2 separate regions of the Homo sapiens genome follow, and region 2 is linked to region 1. Evidence: chromatin loops called from intact Hi-C (ENCODE). Cell type or tissue: heart right ventricle. All regions are shown on one strand. Each heading gives the region's core, and the rest is flanking DNA. Links, peaks and the distances in the headings are about the cores only.

Region 1 (10,430 bases), core at 859-8,858:
TAAGGGAAAGGAGTGGTTACCCTTGGAGAGGGTGAATTGGAGAGGGTGAAGTTAAGGAGAGGGACACCAGACTGGAATCCCTGATAGAGGGATGCAGCCATGGCAGGTAAGCAGGGAGAAGCTAGGAGAATAAATACCCTGACCTCGTTGTTTTTCAGTCCTGAGATCTGCCGTTCCTCTCATTAGCTGAACCCAACCAGAAGCCAGAGGGCCAGTTGATGCAGGCCATAGAGAGGCCATCCTCCCTAGGGATATATGGAGTGTGAAAAAAGGTGGATAATGCATCTACAGGGCAAACAAAAAACATAAAGCACAGTCTCCAGTGTGAAAGACAGAACCCAAAACAAAGAAATAGAAAATTAAAAATTGGAAAAAAACAGAGTCAAGGCAGAGAAGAAAACATTTGTTTAAACTCTATAATTAATATCCATAGAAAAATGATAGATGATATGGCAATATAAACAAGAACAGAAAACTATTTTAAAGGATTAAAAATAAGAAAGAACCTTAGAAATTAAAAATAATAGCTGAATAAAAGTTCCATTAGAAAAGTTGGAAGATCAAGTCAAAAAATTTTCTCACAAAGTGGTAAGAAAAGTAAAAACATGCCCAAGAGGAAAGAAAAGATAAGAAAATTAGGAGTCAGGAAATTCAATATACATTCAATAGAAGTCCCTGAAAGACAGAACAAAGAAAAATAAGGAAAAAATTGTAAAACAATTTCAAGAAAGATTTCCCAGAACTGGCAGGCCTAAGCCTCTGGACTGAGAAGGCTCAATAAATACCAGAACAATGAATAAAGAAGATACATATCAAGGCATGTCATCATAAAATTTCAAAACACTGAAGTAAAGAGAAGTTCCTAAGAATTTCAAGGAAAAAAAAATGGCAACGTACAAAGAAACAGGAATTAGAAAAAGCAGCAGACTTCTCAATAGTAACATTAGATGCTAGAGGACAATGGGAAATGCATGCAAAAGTCAGAATGAAAAAAATTGCCAACCTAGATTTCTACAAACAGTGAAAGTGTCAATCAAATGTGAAAATAGAGTAAGTATATTTTCAGAATTTCAAAGAACCAAAAAATTTATCTTCAACTCCTCTTTTCCGGGAAAGGTACTGAGTCCTGTGCCCCACCAAAATGAGACTAATCTAAAGAAGAAGGAAGATAGGGAACAGGGATTTAACACAGGGAAATGGTATAGAGAAGTCATCACGTAACCACGGTGCAGGCCTAGAGTAACCATTTCAGAGTGGAACAGAAAGGCTGAACCCCAGAGTGGCATGTGGTGAAAGTGGGGGTGGGGAGACTGCTGAAAGAGTTGACGTCTTTGACCATGTTGCAAAGCGTGTAAGAGGTGTTTTATAGATGTTTTGGAGGCATTTGGGAACAATTAGTAATTGGTATATAGAAAGTCAGTTAAAGGAAGGGGAAAATAAACAGGCAAGTTTAACTCCAGGAAAAGAAAAGTATAGCATAGGAACCATATCATGATATATTACTTGGCTTAGCAGTGAGAACAGTATTTACACTACTCATAATAATAGACTAATGACTTAACTACACGTGAGGATGGAGGGAAGGGAAATGAAGGTGGTGGTATAAGATAATTAAATTTTTATTTATAAGAAAGCAACAGATAAAATTTATTTTAAAATTGATATCTTAAATAGACATTTAGTTTAGAAATATAGAGATAGACACCCCAAAATAATTCAAAATGGTTGGCTCCGGAAATTGGACAAAAGAGTGGGAAAAGGTGAGGCAGAAATTGCCATTACTAAGCCTTTTAGTATTTAGAAAATTTTTAAACTATGTACATACACTATTTTGTAATAAACAAAAGGTAATCTAATTTAAGAGTGCATGCTCCAGAATCAGATAACCTAGCTCAAATCCTGGTTTCATCAAATATGAGTTTAAGATCTTAATAGGTTTAGCTTTTCTGAGCCTCATTTTCCTCATCTGTAGAACAGGGTTATATGTTAAGAATACAGAAGCGTATGTAAGATACACACACAGTGGATGTAACAGTGTGTAAGAGCTTAGTGAGACAGTGTAAGAGTTGAGTCCGGCACTTGGCATACAGTAAGTTCCCTGAGGAGCAAGAAGGGATCATCATGAGATGGTCAGATCACCTCAGCTTTGTTTCAAGAGTGAAGGCTAAACCCTCTCCACCCTAACACCCACAATAATCAGGTAGCAAGCAGTGAGGGAAAGGGCCATTTCCTATGTCCTCTCACTTCATCCACAAGGCTTAGCTTCATATTGTGTACCCAGGAAGAACATTTCCAGTAATGCATGTCTGTGGCATTGACTTAAGAATAGAGGAGCAAGAGAGATGACAAAGAGGGCCATATGGGAAGCAAGGCGAAACACCAGAAAGAGCACTGAAGTGAGTCAGAGGAAACAGAAACAGACATTCTGAGCACCTACTCTGTGCCAAGAGCTTTTCCATAAACCACATAATTCGCTCCAATGATACACACATACAGAAGCTATTATTATCTCAGTCTTTAAGGATGAGAAACCCACAGTTTAGAGAGGGTGGCAATCTTGCCCGTGGTCAGATATCAAGATATTAAGCAGCAGAACTGGAAATGGAACCCATGACTTAACAACTCCAAGGCCTCATGCCCCTTACACTACATTATGCTGCTTGGGGCAAATCATGCAATCCTTCTGAGATTCCATTTCCCCACTGTACAGTAGGGATTGTACTTTCTCTGAGAACTTCAGAGTTACTGTAAGAATGAAAAGAGTTGGTGAGTCAAAGAGCCTGATACACTATGAAGCAGTGAGCACACATGAGGACCTACTGACACATGCATGCGTGCCGCAAGGGCTACACTGTGGAGCTTCCTAAGTCAGCTGTTTGGCTTGGTTGTCATGGGAAGAGAAAAGGGCTGGCTTTGGCCTAGGCCTGGAGTTGCCAACTAGAATGGGGCAGAATCTGGATAAAGGAGTCTGATGGGGATTCTAGAGCCACAGTCAGACTGTAAATCATGACATCCCCTATCCAATAGGTCGGTAGCATCTTGTCTCGCTAAAAAGCAAAAACTTACCAAATTAATATCTTACAAAGCCACAAGATTGAAACCACTGCCATTCCTCCCAGGTTTCTCTGTTGAACAGTACTAGCTTCTAAAAATAGATCAAATCAAGTCATTTCTCTGCTTTAAAACCTTTCCTGCACCTTTACCCCACAGGATGAAGTTCTAGTTCCTTAGCCTGACATTAAAGCTTTTACGATCTGAACGTAGCCATCACTGTAGCCTTGTCTCCCACTGCTCTGCTCCCCTCCAGAGGCCCTCATTTCCCCCAGTTTGCCATGCCTTCTCCATACTTTTGTTCATGTTGATCATATTCCCTGGAATACCTTTCTCTTCTTCATACTCATCCGTTAAGACCCACTTCAAGGATCATCTCTTCTAAGAAGCATTCCCTAACCCCATGTTAGGATGAAGGTGTGAATTTACAGCTAAACAAAACAGCCTCAAAGTGAGAGAGCTAGTAGAGACCTCAAAGATTATCTTACTCAATTCTCCTATTTTATCCATAAAGAAAAGGAGGCCTGTAGAAGGAAAGTGGCCTGCCCAAGGTGTCAGCAGCTTGTCTAGTACTCAGGTATTCTGTCCCAGTACTCTTCCTATTGCATGGTACAGCTTCTTAATAAATGAATTCATGAATGGACAAATAGGCAAACCGAATGTTGCTAAAGCACTGCCCAGGGACAGCACGGTGAATGAATAGTCATAGCTGTTCTACATTTAAGGGCTTTAGGTGCACCAAGGAGGAACAGAGGATTCCAGAGGCAAGAGGCAGCAGGGACAGCAGTCATAGGACAGGTGATACAGAGGGGCACTAGCATAAGCTGAGGCCTGTGGATGCGGAGAGGCAATACTGTGAGTCTGAGTTTTGCAGATACGATGGTGCTGCCCAGGCTCAGGAAGCTAGTGCCTGTCTAAGGAAGGACAGAGCAGGCTCATGGGCTGGACTGCCTGGCCATTGTCAAAGCTGCCCAATGTCACATGTGGTTGTCCCCTAGTTGCTATGCTATGGTAGATAAGACAAAAGGATGGGGGCTGGTCTCTGCCCCTACAAACAAGTACCATCAGTAATGCTAGCTCTGCTGTTGCTTTTTCCTGTCTTCCAAAGCCACATGCATATTAAAAGTTCAGTTTATGCTGCTTGATATGCTAATTAACCTAAGTCAAACCTCTGCAGGGAGCAGCACAAGAAGCGGCAAGTGCAGACCTTGCAGTCAGCAGACCTTAGTTTGAATTCTGGGCTCTACTTCTTTGAGTTCTCATCTGAAAAACGGGGACAATTTCTATCTACTTTCTACCCTGCATGGTGATAACTAAGTGAGATGATATATGCAAAATGTTCAGAATAGTGTCAGCACTTTGTACTTAACTACATCACTTCAGTTTTACTCTGTAAAAAGGTATTATCCTTTAACGAAAAAAAAGTTTTATCTGCTATAATTGTCAACTTCTGAAGAATCTTCCTAAATAACCCACGATAGTTCTACACTGTCTAAACAATAAAGTCAATGCCTTTCAGCATGCTGTTGGAGACCTGGTCCTAAGCTGTTTTGCTGGCTGACCACTTGTCCCTCAACCATTCACACTTTAGAGCCTTCTTTCCCTTTGCTCATGCTTATCCCTCAGCACAGAATGCTGCTCTTTACCCTTCCTCCACTGAGGAGCCACTTCTTCCATAAGGATTTCCAAAATCAATCATTCTTACCTCTTCATTCTTTCTCCTAGTTCTTATCATGGTCTGCTTTGTATTCATTCATTCATTCATTCATTCATTCAGTATTTAAGTCCAAAGTATGGCCAAATTTAATTCCCATAGCTCTCTTTCCCACTAAATGTGAGTTCCATGAATGTGAATTCCATGAATGTTGTATTCCTCCACAGCATCCATAACACTACATGGCACATCATCAGACACTAGTAAGCTGAAAGGAGAGAATGAGAAAATATTGCATATAATGTTCATTGAGTATTTAACAAACACATGAAGCACCTATTGCATGCATGGCAAGTATAGATGGTCTGAGTCTATGAAGATGTTAAACACAGTTTGTGGACATGAAGACAGACTTTGAGAGTTGCAGAAGACTTTAGAAATTGTCTAGTCCAGCTCCCACATTTCCCAGATGGGGATTCTAGAGGCCCAGAGAAGGAGAGTAACTGCCTAGGATAACACAGAGAGTTATCACCATAACTCTAGTTATGGTGCACAGTGGAAGGCTGTCTCTAACTTGCTCTAATTTTTTGTATTTTCCTCTTTGAGTTCACATTAGATTTACTTTCGCAAGGCCTCAAGCCTCTTGAGTAACTGTAAACAAGTGCAGTGGGTCACAAATGCAGTTTCTACTACTGTAAGCAACCCTAAAAAGGACCAGAGCATTGTGCTAAACAGGTGGTCAACCTTGTGCCTAAAATGGCCAGCATGAAAGAGTAATTTAGCAAGTATGGGAGCCTCCTCAACAGCCTGGCACCCTCACCTGTGGTGTCATATAGAATGACTCCTGTGGAGTGATATAAATGTCGCTTCTTTAGGAACAGTGAAAAATCCACCTTGATTGAGAGGTAAAAAGTTACATCTTGGGATTTGAAGCTATGCCTTGAAAATGTATGACTTAACAGAAATGTGACTTGAGCAATAAGCAAGATTCTGTAAAAAAAACACTCTGTATTTATTGTGAAACATCTTTCTTAAATGTAAAAGGTTTATCATGTTTCTGGCCTGTTGGAGAGGAAAATATGGTGCCCCAAGCGGCCAGGTGTGGTAGTGGCAACGAATATATCAGTTCCAGGGCTGAGAAAGGCAAGATCTGGGACAGAGCACTGGTAACCAAGAGAGCTAAAAAACTGTTGCTCTGCCTTTAGCTGCTGTCTCCCTGTCTGGCAAACAGCTCAGGCAACCACTTGAGAAAGCCCCTTGAGAACCAGGCACCATCTCCTTCTGAATAGCACAAGCTAAACTTGAGTGCTAGTCCCAGCTCTGCTACTGACCAGCTGTGCAATTTTGGGTAATGCCTTAGGACTGCTCTCGTAGCAACAGGACCCAGGAAGGCAGCCAAAGAATTCAATAAACAGTTTTGAGATAACTGATCAGCCATTTAAAAAATTGTGAGGCTGAATGCACACCTGACTTATACCAGGATAAATTCCATATGGATCGAAGATTTAGATGCCAAAAATAAAACCATAAAAATATAGTCATGCTATTTTGTTGACCAAAACATCACCAAGTTTCGGTCAACAACTGGACCATATATACAATGGTAGTCCCATAAGATTATAAGGGAGCTGAAAAAATTCCTATTGCCTACTGCCATAGTAGCTGTGATAATGTTGTAACACAACACATTACTCACATGTTTGTGATGATGCTGGTGTAAACAAACCTACTGTGCTTCTAGTCATATAAAAGTCTACCACATACAATTATGTACAGTATGTAATAATACTTGATAAATAAATGACTATGTTACTGGTTTGTGTATTTACTATACTATACTTTTTATTGTTATTTTGGAGTGTATTCCTTCTACTTATCTTTTTTTTAAGTTAACTGTAAAAATACCTCCTAAAAGGCAGGTCCTTCAGGAGATATTACAGAAGAAGGCATTGTTACCATTGGAGATGATGGCTCCATACATGCCTCTGAAGACCTTCCAGTGAGACAAGATGTGGAGGTGAAAGACAGTGATATTGATAATTCTGACCCCGTACAGGCCTGAGCTAATGTGTGTGTTTGTGTTTTAAACAAAAAAGTTTAAAAAGCAAAATAATAATAATAATAATTTAAGAAATAGAAAATAGCTTATAAAATATATTAAAAAATATTTTTGTACTGTGTACAATGTGTTTTAAGCTGTGTTATTACAAGAGTAAAAAAGTTTTTTAAAGTTCATAAAGCAACATGTTATAGTAAGCTATGGTTAATTTACGTTTGAAGAAAGAGATTTTTTGTGTGTAATTCAGTGTAGCCTAAGTGCACAGTATTTACAGCCTAAGTGTATAGTGTTTATAAAGGCTACAGTAGTATATAATAATGTCCTGGGCCTTCATATTCACTCATCACTCACTCACTGACTCACCCAGAACAACTTCCAGTCCTGAAAGCTCCATTCATAGTAAATGCCGTATACAGATGTATCATCTTTAATCTTTTGTACCATATTTTGCCTGAGAAAGGCAAGACCTGGGACAGAGCACTGGTAACCAATAGAACTAAAAAACTGTTGCTCTGCCTTTAGCTGCTGTCTCCCTGTCTGGCAAACAGCTCAAGCAACCACTTGAGAAAGCCCCTTGAGAATCAGGCACCATCTCCTTCTGAATAGCACAAGCTAGACTTGAGTGCTAGTCCCAGCTCTGCTACTGACCAGCTGTGCAATTTTGGGTAATGCCTTACGGCTGCTCTGGTAGCAACAGGACCCAGGAAGGCAGCCAAAGAACTCCATAAATAGTTTTCAGATAACTGATCAGCCATTGTGTTACAATTGCCTACAGTATTCAGTACAGTAACATGCTGTCCAGGTTTATAGCCCAGGAGCAACAGGCTAAACCATATAGCCTAGGTGTGTACTAGGCTATACCATCTAGGTTTGTTAAGTACACTTTATATTGCTTATGACAAAATCATCTAATGACACATTTCTCAGAACATATCCCCCCTTTTTGAGAGAGAGGGAGTCTTGCTCTGTCACCCAGGCTGGAGTCCAGTGGCAGGATCTTGGCTCGCTACAACCTCCGCCTCCCTGGTTCAAACAATTCTTGTGCCTCAGCCTCCCAAGTAACTGGGATTACAGGCATGTGCCACTAAGCCCAGCTAATTTTTTTGTATTTTTAGTAGAGACGCGGTTTCACCATTTTATTAGTCTGTTTTAACACTGTTAATAAAGACAACCCAAGACTGGGTAATTTATAAAAGAAAGAGATTTAATGGACTTACAGTTCCATGTGGTTGGGGAGGCCTCACAATCGTGGCAGAAGACAAGGAGAAGCAAGTCACATCTTACACTGATGGTGGCAGGCAAAGAGAGAGCTTGTGCAGAGAAACTCCCCTTTTTAAAACCATCAGATCTCGTGAGACTTATTCACTATCACAAGAGCAGCACAGGAAAGACCTGCCTCCGTGATTCCATTACCTCCCACTGTGTCTCTCCTACAACACATGGGAATTCAAGATGAGATCTGGGACACAGCCAAACCATATCATTCTGCCCCTGGCCCCTCCTAAATCTCATGTCCTCACATTTCAAAACCAATCATGTTTTCTTAACAGTGTCCTAAAGTCTTAATTCATTTCAGCATTAACTCAAAAGTCCACAGTCCAAAGTCTCATATGAGACAAGGCAAGTCCCTTCTGCCTATGAGCCTGTAAAATCAAAAGTAAGTTAGTTGCTTCTTAGATACAATGGGGGTACAGGCTTTGGGTAAATATAGCCATTCAAAATGGGAGAAATTGGCCAAAACAAAGGGGCCACAGGCCCCATGCAAGTCCAAAATCCAGTAGCGTAGTCAAATCTTAAAGTTCCAAAATGATCTCCATTGCCTCCATGTCTCACAGCCAGGTCATGCTGATGTTAACAGGTGGGTTCCCATGGTCTTGGGCAGCTCTGCCCCTGTGGTTTTGCAGGGTACAGCCTCCTTCCTAGCTGCTTTCATGGGTTGGCACTGAGTGTCTGTGGCTTTTGCAGGTGCACAGCTGTCAGTGGATCTACCATTCTGGGGCCTGGAGGATAGTGGCCCTCTTCTCACCGCTCCACTAGGCAGTGCCCCAGTAGGGAGTCTGTGTCGGGGCTCTGACCCCACATTTCCCTTCCACACTGCTCTAGCAGAAGTTCTCCATGAAGGCCCCACCACTGTAGCAAAATTTTGTCTGGGCATCCAGGAATTTCCATACATCTTCTGAAACCTAGGCAGAGGTTCCCAAACCCCAATTCTTGACTTTGGTGCACTCGCAGGCTCGACACCATGTGGAAGCTGCCAAGGCTTGAGGCTTGTACCCACTGAAGCCACGGCCAGGGCTCTACATTGGCCCCTTTCAGCCACAACTGGAGTGGCTGGGACACAGGGCACCAAGTCCCTAGGCTGCATACAGTAGGGGCACCCTGGACCCAGCCCAGAAAACCGTCTTTTCCTTCTAGGCCTCTGGGTCTGTGATAAGAGGGGCTGCCATCAAGACCCCTGACATGCCCTGGAGACATTTTCCCTATTGTCTTGGGGATTAACATTTGGCTCCTTGTTACTTATGCAAATTTCTGCAACTGGCTTGAATTTCTCTTTAGAAAAATGGGATTTTCTTTTCTATCACATCATCAGGCTGTAAATTTTCTGAAACTTTATGCTCTGTTTCCCTTTTAAAACTGAACGCCTTTAACAGTGCCCAAGTCACCTGTTGAATGCTTTGCTGCTTAGAAATTTCTTCCACCACATACCCTAAATCATTTCTCTCAAGTTCAAAGTTCCACAAATCTCTAGGGCAGAGGCAAAATGCCACCAGTCTCTTTGTTAAAACACAACAAGGATCACCTTTACTCCAGTTCCCAACAAGTTCCTCATCTCCATCTTAGACCACCTGAGTCTGGATTCCATTGTCCATATCATTATCAGTATTTTGATCAAAGTCACTCAACAAGTCTCTAGGGGGCTCCAAACTTTCCCACATTTTCCTGTCTTCTTCTGATCCCTCCAGACTGTTCCAACCTCTGTCTGTTACCCAGTTCCAAAGTCGCACCCACATTTTCGGGTATCTTTTCAGCAGCACCCTACTCCTGGTATCAATTTACTGTATTAGTCCATTTTCATGCTGCTAATAAAGACATACCTGAGACTGGGCAATTTACGAAATAAAGAGATTTAATGGACTTACAGTTCCACATGGCAGGGGAGGCCTCACAATCATGGCAGAAAGCAAGGAGGAGAAAGTCACATCTTACATGGATGGTGGCAGGCAAAGAGAGAGCTTGTGCAGGGAAACTCCCCTTTTTAAAACCATCAGATCTCGTGAGACTTATTCACTATCATGAGAACAGCATGAGAAAGACCTGCTCCCATGATTCAATTACCTCCCACAAGGTCACTCCCCACAACACATGGGAATTCAATATGAGATTTGGGTAGGGACACAGCCAAACCATATCAGCCATGTTGACCAGGCTGGTCTCAAACTCCTGGCCTTAAGTGATCAGCCTGCCTTGACTTCCCAAAGTGCTGGGATTACAGGTGTGAGCGACTGACCCTGGCCACGTATCCCGATTTTTAGGCAATGCATGACCATACTAGAATAAAATATAAAGAAAGACCATTATACTCTGGAGGAGAGAAGGATTCCCTGACTCAAAATCCAAAAGCCATACAGGAAAAGACTGATACATTTAATCTATAGTAAAATAAAA
Region 2 (10,430 bases), core at 1,274-9,273, 100 kb after region 1:
TTAAAATTTCTGTCTTACAACTGCTTGCTCAAGTCTGACCCATCCTCCAAAGCACAGATCAGAGCCTTGTCATTTTCTTTTTTTGTTGTTTTTTTTGTTTTTGTTTTTGAGACAGAGTCTTGCTCTGCCCCCACCCCCCTCCAGGCTGGAGTGCAGTGGTGTGATCTCAGCTCACTGCAACCTCTGCCTCCTGAGTTCAAGCAATTCTCCTGCCTCAGCCTCCCAAGTAGCTGGGACTACAGGTGTGTGCCACCACGCCCAGCTAATTTTTGTATTTTTAGTAGAGACGGGGTTTCACCATGTTAGCCAGGCTGGTCTCGAACTCCTGACGTCAGGCAGTTCGCCCACCTCGGCCTCCCAAAGTGCTGGGATTACAGGCGTGAGCCACCGTGCCTGGCCAGCCTTGTCATTTTCTAAGCCTAGGCCAATCTCTGTACCCTGAATTCATTTCTTGCTCTTCACAGTAGATCCAAAGTACTTTGAACCTCCAAGGAACTACACAAAGTCTGCCTTGCAGTACAGTTATCTGGGTGACTGACTTTTGACCACATTAAAGCATGAGCTCCTTAGGGCAAGGACCTCTTCTGATTCCTACATGGTACCTATCCATAACGCCTGGCACACAGTAGGCCCTCAGTAAATGATTCACTGAAAGACAAGAAAAAGGGACAGATTACATCTGTGAGAAGTCACTTCCTACCTCAGTTGCTCCAGTTAAGCAATGCGGAGACGAAGGCATGCTGTTCGGTGGTCTTGAACAGGGGAGAAATGAATCTTGCTTTTCTAGTTTCCAGCCTTCATAAGTCTCCAACTTCCTCCCTAGCTGACCATAGTCTGCTCGGCCCCAGGTAAACATCTTGCCAGTTTCTAAAAACAAATATTATTTGAATTAAGACTACATTCCACAGCTGTGCTCTCATGGGTAGGCAATGAATTACAAGAGAAAGTGTGACATTTATTTTAGTACCACCTACCAGGAGCCTTCCTATCTTCCTGTAAAGAAGGCACATGCACTCATATTTTTACAGATGTGGAAACTAAGGTTCAGAGAGGTTAAATGACTTGCCCAAGATCAAATAAGCTGTGAGTACCAGAGCTGGATTCAAGCAGAGATTCATTCTAAAGTTTCTGCTCTTGCATGTTATATAGATATGAATATGACTACGGATATACTTCAACCATGCTTTATGGCCTTCCATTCCCTCCCTTCCCCACACACTCCTTGTGCTTTGCCCAGATGCCTGTTCTCAGGCTCTCCTCTCCCCCACCCAACCCAGGGCCCCATTTAGCCACCTTGAAGTTCTCCACTCCACAATCTCTTAGGGCCTAGCTCAATGAATGGCCAGCTTCATTTGCTCTCCCCTCCTTGTAACATAAAGGGACCTTTCAGAATCTATGCTCTTACCCAAAGGAGCAATTCTAACAATCCTAAGGCAAGTGTTTATGTGTGCTAGAGGGAAGGGAGTGAGAGAAGAAAAAAAAAATGGCAAAACCATTTGGAGCCAGAAAAGCATTTAGTCCCCCAGATGCACCACATGGGAAGCTGGCCAGTGCTAAAAATGACAAAAGAAAATGAGATTTGCAAAAGGAGAAATGGACTTTCTTCTCCTAGATAAGAGAAAATTCACCAAATTCATTCAGTTGTACCAAGTGCCACATTTGTTATTTCAACAGAAATGCAAAATCTGATGAGCCATAGATTATTAACAGATTCTCTGCAATAAATATGCATAACCATGTGCGTTGTATAAATTCTTTATACATGTTTATTTTAACAAAGAAAAACTTTGCTTTAGAGACAAAACACAGAGCAGTGCATATTAAATTCTAGACAAATCTACTACTGCATACTTTGTGTTTGGTATCAAAGCTTCATCTGGCCCCACATTCAACATATGGTTTATAGTGTCAGCTAAAAAAATAACCATAGATTCATGGGGAAATGTCAGAATATTGCAGTGATACAAGGCTCTGCAGGGAAACAGTTCTCAGCATCAGCCTGCTAGCAGACACTAAGGTAGATACCAAGCAGTTTACAGGAATCTGACTTTTGGGCTTCCTCAAAGAGGGAACAAAGTCTGCGTAGCTCACAGGGTATTTGGGGTACCTCGTATATTATGAGAGCTGGGAGTAGGTCCATTCAAATGTACTCCTTCATGGCTCTTTGTGTGCTGTTCCTTTTGCTAAGAATGACCTCTCCTTAGCTGGTAAACTATGGCTCCACCGTTGGAGTCCAGCACATGTACCACTAGTTCTATGAAACCTTTCTTGACTCCCCAGCTCTCCCCAGAAAGGGTGAAAGTCACCCTCCTGTGAGCCACCTTTATCATTGTACTCATCCACTACTATGCCGCCATTTGGCAGGTGAAAAAAATTAAGGTTCAGAGAAGTGACTAGCCCAGGGTCACACAGCTAAGCCACATCCCTTTCTACTAGCCCATGGTATTACTCTGCATTGGTTATTAAGCACTAGTCACTGCATAATCACTCAACACTCTTCCTTCACTTCTGCAAGATTAGCCTCTTAAAAACCCATGTGCCCAGGACCCATAGGGCATCCAAAACTGGCAAATTGTCCCTCTACCTGAGCTGGCTAGGATTTCTAACCAGATTGCTCAGCAGGAGATTCCCAAGAAACCAGGGGATGAGACTGTTGCTGCTTAAATGACCGTTCCTCTGCTGGGAAAAACTAGGAAGTTGTTATCTCTAAGACTACAGAAATAATTTTACCAGAAATCACGCATTGAATCCTTTCTTTCACATGAAGTAAAACATCTTAGAGCTTTCCTGTTATTGATTATTGAAGTCAAAGACAGGCAAGACTGGCAGAATATGGTGCCACCATTATTATATCCCCAATAGCAATTCAGCCATTCCACTTACAGAGCACTTTTCACCTTCAAAGCACTTTACAAAGATTAACTAATTAATCCTCATACTCTCTGCGGAGGCCATAGACATTCTGGTTAAGACAAGTCCAGAAACCAGGCTGACTTAACGTTCAGTCTTTAGTCTCAAGCCTAAATTTAACACACTCTGAACTTGTCTATTTCTCCTCAAAATAAACTCTGCATCAGAAGGCTCACCCAGGACAGAAGAGACCCTTTTATTTTTCCTTTTCTTTTAAACAGACATTTACTGACCTCTTCCCAGGTACCCAGTACATTCATTGACGCTGGCTCAATCCTCACAATAATGCTATGGCATATAGAGTATTAAGCTTATTTTACAGATGAGGTTAAATGATGAGAGTTAAATGATTTGGTTGAGTTCAATCAACAACCAAATAGTCGAATCAAGATTTAAACCTGTGTCTTCTGACTCCAGGGCCAGTGGTATCTCCAATGATTGCACAGCTGCTGTCCCAAACTGACAAAACTTGGCTGATGAAATAGCCATTTTTACAATGTTTGAGGAAGACGAAAACCCAGATTAAATGGATATGCTCTGTGTACCATCCAGCTTTCCTCACTAGAATAATCTTCTTCCCAGGAGCCCATGTAGAACTCAGGACTGTAAGTGCTGAAATAAAGGCATAAACACATGGATGATGATTTTATGTCATCTGGAGTAAAAAAAAAACAATGAATCCACATATAAAAAATGCTCATTAATACACTGTAGATGAATGTCTGCATCAAGCTGATGCGTGCTGTCAAATCCAGGGAGATTCAAATCACAAATTTAACAAACGTATCTTCTCCTTAAAGGATTATATATTACTATGATTAAAAAAAATAGATACACTAATGTCATCCAAAAAGTATAGGTATGTGTCTCCAGGTAAATGATAAATGACAGAGATGACAAAATAGCTCAAAACGAAGTCAGCAAGTGCAACACAATTTATAAGGCATGTCCATGTAAGAATTAGCACAGAGAAATAACTACAGAGCCAAGAAGTATAGACTGCAAAAGATATCAACGTACCACAGAAAACGACAGAGGCCAAATGAGAAGTATGGAGAAAGAACACCTAAGGGGTCTGGAACTAGAATTGTCCTGGCAGGCTTGAGGGAACAAGAGGCATTTAAGGTGAACTTCTGGATAAGAAAAGAAAATGGGAGACCAAGGGAGGATATTGCAGGAGCAGCGTGAGGGGATGAGCAAAGATACGAAAATCAAAAGGCGGCCAGGCACAGTGGCTCACGCCTGTAATCCCAGCACTTTGGGAGGCCAAGGTGGGAGGATCACCTGAGGTCAAGAGTTTGAGACCAGCCTGACCAACATGGTGAAACCCCGTCTCTACTAAAAATACAAAAATTAGCTGAGTGTGGTGGCCCACGACCGTAGTCCCAGCTACTGGGGAGGCTGAGGTGGGAGAATCACTTGAACCTGGGAGGCAGAGGTTGCAGTGAGCCGAGATGGCACCATTGCACTCCAGCCTGGGCAACAGAGGGAGACTCTGTTTCAAAAAAAAAAAAAAAAAAAAAAAAAGTCAAAAGGCAGGAGAGTGAATAAGGGTCACAAGAGAAGGAGACTAGAAAGGGAGTCAAGATTGCCAGGCTGGGGCCAGCCACAGAGAAGTGCCATGGCTGGATCTGGATCTCACCCTCCAGACCAGGGATCCCTAAACTTGGTTGCTTACTATTAGTAAAAAAAAAAAAAAAAAAAAAAAAAAAAAAATTTTTTTTTTGACACAGAGTCTTACTGCATTATCCAGGCTGGAGTGCAGTGGCATGATCTTGGCTCACTGTAACCTCCACCTCCTGGATTCAAGCAATTCTCCCGCCTCAGCCTCCTGAGTAGCTGGGAGTACAGTCATGCACCACCATCCGGCCAATTTTTGTATTTTTAGTAGAGACAGGGTTTTGCCATGTTGGCCAGGCTGGACTTGAACTCCTGACCTCAAGTGATCTGCCTGCCTCAGCCTCCCAAAGTGCTGGGATTACAGGTGTGAGCCAACACGCCTGACGTCTATTAGTAAAATATTTTTTAACACATCACCGATATATGTACATTAATTTATTTATTAAAGTATGTACATTAAATTACATTTATTAAAGTAAGTACATTCTCTGTACAGTATCCTGCTTATTCTTGCAACAACCCTGTGAGTTAGGCACTTTTACCATCCCCATGTTACTGACAGGGAACAAGGTACTTACCCAAAGTCACAGAGGTAGCAAGTGAAAAGAGAAGAAAAGAAAGAAACAACAACAATAACACAAGCCTAGGATGCATCAAGGCCTAAACTAGAATAGAAGTCATAGGAAAACAAAGAAGAAAGAATTTACAGGGCTTGGCACCCCATTAGATGTGATTTTAAAAGGAAAGGAGAGGAAATAAACACCATTCTGAGATTTCAGGATTTCAAGGTGAGTAGGAAGATGATGAAGGTGTAGAGATGCTACATCAAGGGTCCCGCTAATGGGAATCATAAAATGTTATTTCATTACCAAATTATTTAACTCTCCTGGGGCGTTTGGCAAACATGTTATCAAATAGTCAAATATAAATGAAAGGGGAGAGAGTAAGGAGAAAGACTACTAGATGCAAACCACAGAGAGCAGGGGATACTCTGTGGGTAGGGTGGGTGGATGATGAATATTCAAGAGGCCAACTTCCTTTACCATCCATCAAGGGCTGCAGGTGCTGCAGCCATAGCTATAGGTACAATGAGAAGTAGCTCCAGGGATGTCTGAGCTCTTCAGGGAAGAGAAATTTCTACCCTGTTCTAGGGAAGGGAGTCCTATAGGTGATAGAAAGATAGATTAGAGGATCATCCATATTTTCTTGACAGTATCTGTCCAAAAAGGGAATATAATGTCACTGAAGATAGCAAAATGGAGTCAGCAAACTGAGGTGGATGTTATAAAAAGAAAATCCATGGGTAAGACAGAGAAAAGGTCACATGACCTCTTCAGTCCCTCTCAACTCTAATATTCCAGGATGTTACAAGGTCTTCTAGAATATACTCATGAAAAGGAGGAAGCTCTCTACCTATAGGTTTGTTATATTTATGATTCACCTGTTTACAAATACAAGCACCAGTTACTCTCTGGGTTATTCATTCTGTGTCCTTAGAAGGTTAAGAACCTGACTTCTGTAACTCATCCTTCATTCTGCCATGTGGACAGAGACTTTATAAAAAGGACATTTGATGATAATACCCAGGGACTAGTCAAACACAGAACTAACTGACCAAGAATCACCTAGCATCATCTTCCTGTACAAGGAGCAGGAAACAGGCAAGGAGAGAGCTCAGAGCACAGGTGCTGGAAGCAGTCACACCACACTCCTTTCTGTATAGCATGTGCCATGCTGCTCCTCCACAAGGCCTCTGATATGGTTTGGCTGTGTCCCCACCCAAATCTCATCTTGAACTGTAATCCCCATAATCCCCACATGTTGTGGGAGGGACCTGGTGGGAGGTAATTGAATCATGGGGTCAGTTTCCCCCATGCTGTTCTCATGATAGTGAGTTCTCATGAGATCTGATAGTTTTGTAAGTGTCTGGCATTTCCCCTGCTGGCTCTCATTCTCTCTGCTGCCGCCCTATGAAGGGGTGCCTTCTGTCATGATTGTAAGTTTCCTGAGGCCTCCCCAGCCATGCAGGAACTGTGAGTCAATTAAACCTCTTTTCTTTATAAATTACCCAGTTTCAGGCATTTCTTCACAGCAGCGTGAGAACAGACTAATACAGCCTCCATACTGGTTCCCTTTGTCCCCAGCTATCTCTACTACCCTGACCCCATTCACCTAGTCAACTCCTACTCATCTTCAACTCTGCCCACTACTCAACTCAGATCAGGTTCCTCTGTGCAACAATCTCAGAGGACCATGTTCCTCATCCTGGGAGCATTTACCTCAGTTTATAAATGCACACTCATTAGGACTGTTTAATTAATGTGTGCCTCCTCTTCCAGAGAGCCAGCTCCATGACACTGGGGACTGGCTATTTCACTCATTCTTGTGTCCTAGAATAATGCCCAACACAAAGTAGGCACTCAATAAATATCTGCTGCCTGAATGAACAATAGAATAAATGAATCCAACCACCTCCCTACCTATCAACCTACCTACCTCTCACTCACCACTACTGAAAACTACCATTCACTAGCTCCATAATCTTGAGCAAACTACTCAACAGCTCTAAGTCTTATCTGCAGAATGAAAACAAAAGCATCTCCCTTGCAGCATTGCTGCAAGGATACTTTTCCATAAAGCCTATGGCACATACTAACTAGTGAATGGCCATTACTACTACTATTCTCCCAAACTGAACAACACAGCCTTATTAAGGATTTCCATGGTTCCACACAGCATTTCTACCACTTTGTTAAATCTTCTCAGCCAATTCCCACCTACCAAAGTGTTAGGGTCAATGCCTCTAATGATAATCAAAAAAGAGAAAGAACATTGAAAGCTCTATCATGGAATTTTGATTTTTTTTTTAAGATTCAAGCATAGTGGCTTGCACATCAGAAGCCTCTAATGTACGAGACAAAACAAATTAATTAAAGGTAGGAAAAAGAAATGAGTAAAAGGAACAACGGAGAAGAAAGATGAAGCAAGATTCAGTTGGAAAAGAGAAGAGAGGAAGCTTCAACTCAAGACTCGTAAGACTTGAATTAAGATTCAGGCCTAATCCTGGCTTCTCTTCTAGGCTGCATGGCCTTGAACAGGTCCCTTCTGCTTTAGGCACCCAGTTTTCCCATCTATAAAATGAGAGAACCGCAACAGATGACCTCTTGGATACCTCCCTGATCTACATTTTAATTATGATGCCTAAAAATCTTCAGTATTAAAATGACTGGTATACAATTTAATTTTATTGTCACCTTTGGAATATTTAGTCTGACCACTGTCCAAAAATAAAGCATGCACTCTAATATCAAAGACTACTCATATAGTTCCTAGCGTAAATAAACATTAAAACTTGACTGTATAGTTTGTTATTTTTTAGTAAAATGTCACAAGTTTCCAAAGTCGTATCATAAACAATATCACATAATAAAAGGTTTGGAATTTTTTTAAGTTAATACAGAAATAAGATTTCCAAATACAGGCTGCCTAACTAAAAAGGGGAGAAAAAAGCCCGCAAAGAGAATGAACAAAAGTTGAAAGGTTGGGGAGAATTTATTTATTGAGAGCTGACTCTGTATAAAACTGCTTTAGGCACTATCATTAAGTTACATAATTAAATCAACCCTGAATGATTATTGTGAATCCCATTTTACAGATTAAGAAACAGACCACAGAGGTTAAATGACTTGTCCAAGATCACATAGCTAGTAAGTGGCACAGCTGCAATAATAACAATAATAATTGCTAATATTTTGAGGGCTATTTCATGCTAAACTCTTCATATGGATTATCCCTTTTAATCCACAGAAATACCCTGAGTAGGCATTATAATCCTCAAATTATAGATGAAAATATTAACGCATAGAGAGAGGTTATGTCTCTGGCTCAGAGCCAGCAGCTTTCAATGGCAAAGCTAGGATGGGACCCAGGGGCCTGGCAACCAGAGTCAGTGCCCTCAGTCATTGTCCTGCAGGGGATGCACAGGTCTGTCTGACCTCAGCTCCACTTTTCACGTGGTCACACTGGCTCTTCAAAAGTGAACATTCGCAAGGACTTCCTGAGGTTGTTCAGAGTCACAGGGACACACACGTGGGCTGGAGGCACAGAGAGAGCCCAGCTGATGAGTGAGTGAGCTTCATCCATCCTTGACCTATATGGCAAAGGTCAGATTCCCAAAACATAGAAGTATTCCACACAGCTGCTCCATTTTCACCACTGACTTTATTAGCTACCAAATCGGGGGCAGCAGTGATAGAAGTGAAGACAGACTGCACCCTGAGGAACACCAAGACTGAGTGCAGAACTATCTACAACATGTGGTTAGGGTTTTCCAGAGAAAAGCAAGAAGGAGTCAGGCTGGTTTCTTCCTCCAGGCTAGGGAAGAGCATGGCAGGAAGCCCCAGTCCTAGTTTGTTCAGTAGCTCCCTTGCCTCTCTCAAAGCACCTACATTCTCTCAATGTTGGATGACTGCTCCTTTGTCAAAAGCATATTCATATTCCTCCTTCCTGGGCCTTAGGGCCATGCTCTGCCCCCAGCTCACAATGCTGGTCAGCCTGCAACACCTGTCAGCCTGCAATGCTGGTCAGCCTGTCTGTCCCACTTATGGAATCCTACTCCCCCTTCAGGGCCTAGCTTAAATGCTGCTGCCTCCCTAAAGCACCCTATTATCCCCTGGTCAGAATAAGCCACCTCTTCCTTTAGGAGCCACTGGCATGGTGCTTGTACCTCTGTTTCAACAACTTTCTATCCCTCCAAACATAGGGTTATTTGACTGCATATCTTAGTTTGCCCACTGAAGGGTGAAGAACAATGATCTTTTCTTATTCTCTCAGTATTCCCCACAGCACCTAACACAGAGCCTGACCCAGAGGTGGTGTTCAGTGTTTGTTGAACAGTAGGAATTGTAGGTATTGCTGTTACCACCAAGGATATCAGAGACCATCTAAACCTACTCTCCAAAGAGAAAACAAAACTAAGGAAAACAAATAATTTTCCAAGTCACACAGCCTATATAGATAGAAACAGATCCAGGCATTCACAATATTGAGCAAATAGTTATTGAGCACTTTCTATACACCAGGTGCTGTCCTAGGTGCTAGGGGCTACTGCACTGAACAGAACACATAAAACTTAATCCTAGCACTTTTGTAGGCCAAAGTGGGAGGATCACTTGAGCCTTGAGTTTGATCGCTTGAGTTTGAGACCAACCTGGGCAACACAGCAAGATCCTGTCTCTACAAACAATTTAAAAAAAACTAGTTGAACAGGTAGTGCACACCTGTAGTCCTAGCTATTCCAGAGGCTGAGGTGGAAAGATTGCTTAAGCCTAGGAATTCAAGGTTGCAGGGAGCTATGACCATGCTACTGCACTCCAGCCTGAGTGACAGAACAAGAACCTGTCTCTAATTTAAAAAAAAAAAAAAGACAAAACTCCCTCCCATCATGGAGCTTAAATCTAATGAGGGGAAAGACAGACAACAACAACAACAAAACATTACCTATGGCAAATGACGTTAATTGCTACAGAGAAATAAAAAGTAGGGAAAGGAGACAGGCAGTGCTGGGGAGGGAGATGGAGGCCCAGGACCAGTGTCCAGCTCCCATCTTCCTTTGTGAGCTTCTCCTCTACAGCACATCACCTTTCCTAATGGAAGAACCTTAAACTTACAAGTCCCAGCCAACTCAAGCAGAGGCAATGAAACTTGCTCAAGCAACCTCTCAAGCCTATGATGAAAAGGCAGGCAATAAACATAAATGCACTTTGTAAACTCTTAAATGCTAGTGTTAATAACATTATGACTATCACTCTCTAAAGCCAGTTTACAAAGAACCAACATGAGAGGCTGGACCACGAGTCCCTGCTCTGAGATGTGCCGGCTGAGGTCTTGGTTTTCCTGTT

What was found. A loop is a pair of places that touch in the nucleus more often than their neighbours do. Peaks named below come from ENCODE experiments on the same cell type or tissue, not always from the same donor. Only the 100,000 strongest peaks of a DNase experiment are listed, where the experiment ranks them.
Region 2: a loop joins it to region 1, with 2.5 times the contacts of the local background. A loop is called at or near these places in 4 of 110 quality-filtered maps.

Annotation. Positions count from the first base shown.
Region 1 is chr11:17,858,810-17,869,239 of GRCh38, forward strand. The region is part of intron 10 of SERGEF (secretion regulating guanine nucleotide exchange factor); the gene reads right to left. LOC124902642 (a long non-coding RNA gene) reads right to left here and starts at 8,072. Exons shown (of 2, transcript XR_007062610.1): 1 at 7,982-8,072; 2 at 1-4,973. RefSeq lists an enhancer at 8,511-9,012. In heart right ventricle, for the core only: a CTCF peak has its summit at 5,788; no DNase peak of the experiment used is centred there.
Region 2 is chr11:17,958,770-17,969,199 of GRCh38, forward strand. SERGEF (secretion regulating guanine nucleotide exchange factor) reads right to left here. Exons shown (of 11, transcript NM_012139.4): 9 at 701-867. Among named protein-coding and RNA genes, the nearest start is that of SERGEF, 49 kb to the right of the region's middle. In heart right ventricle, for the core only: no CTCF peak of the experiment used is centred there; no DNase peak of the experiment used is centred there.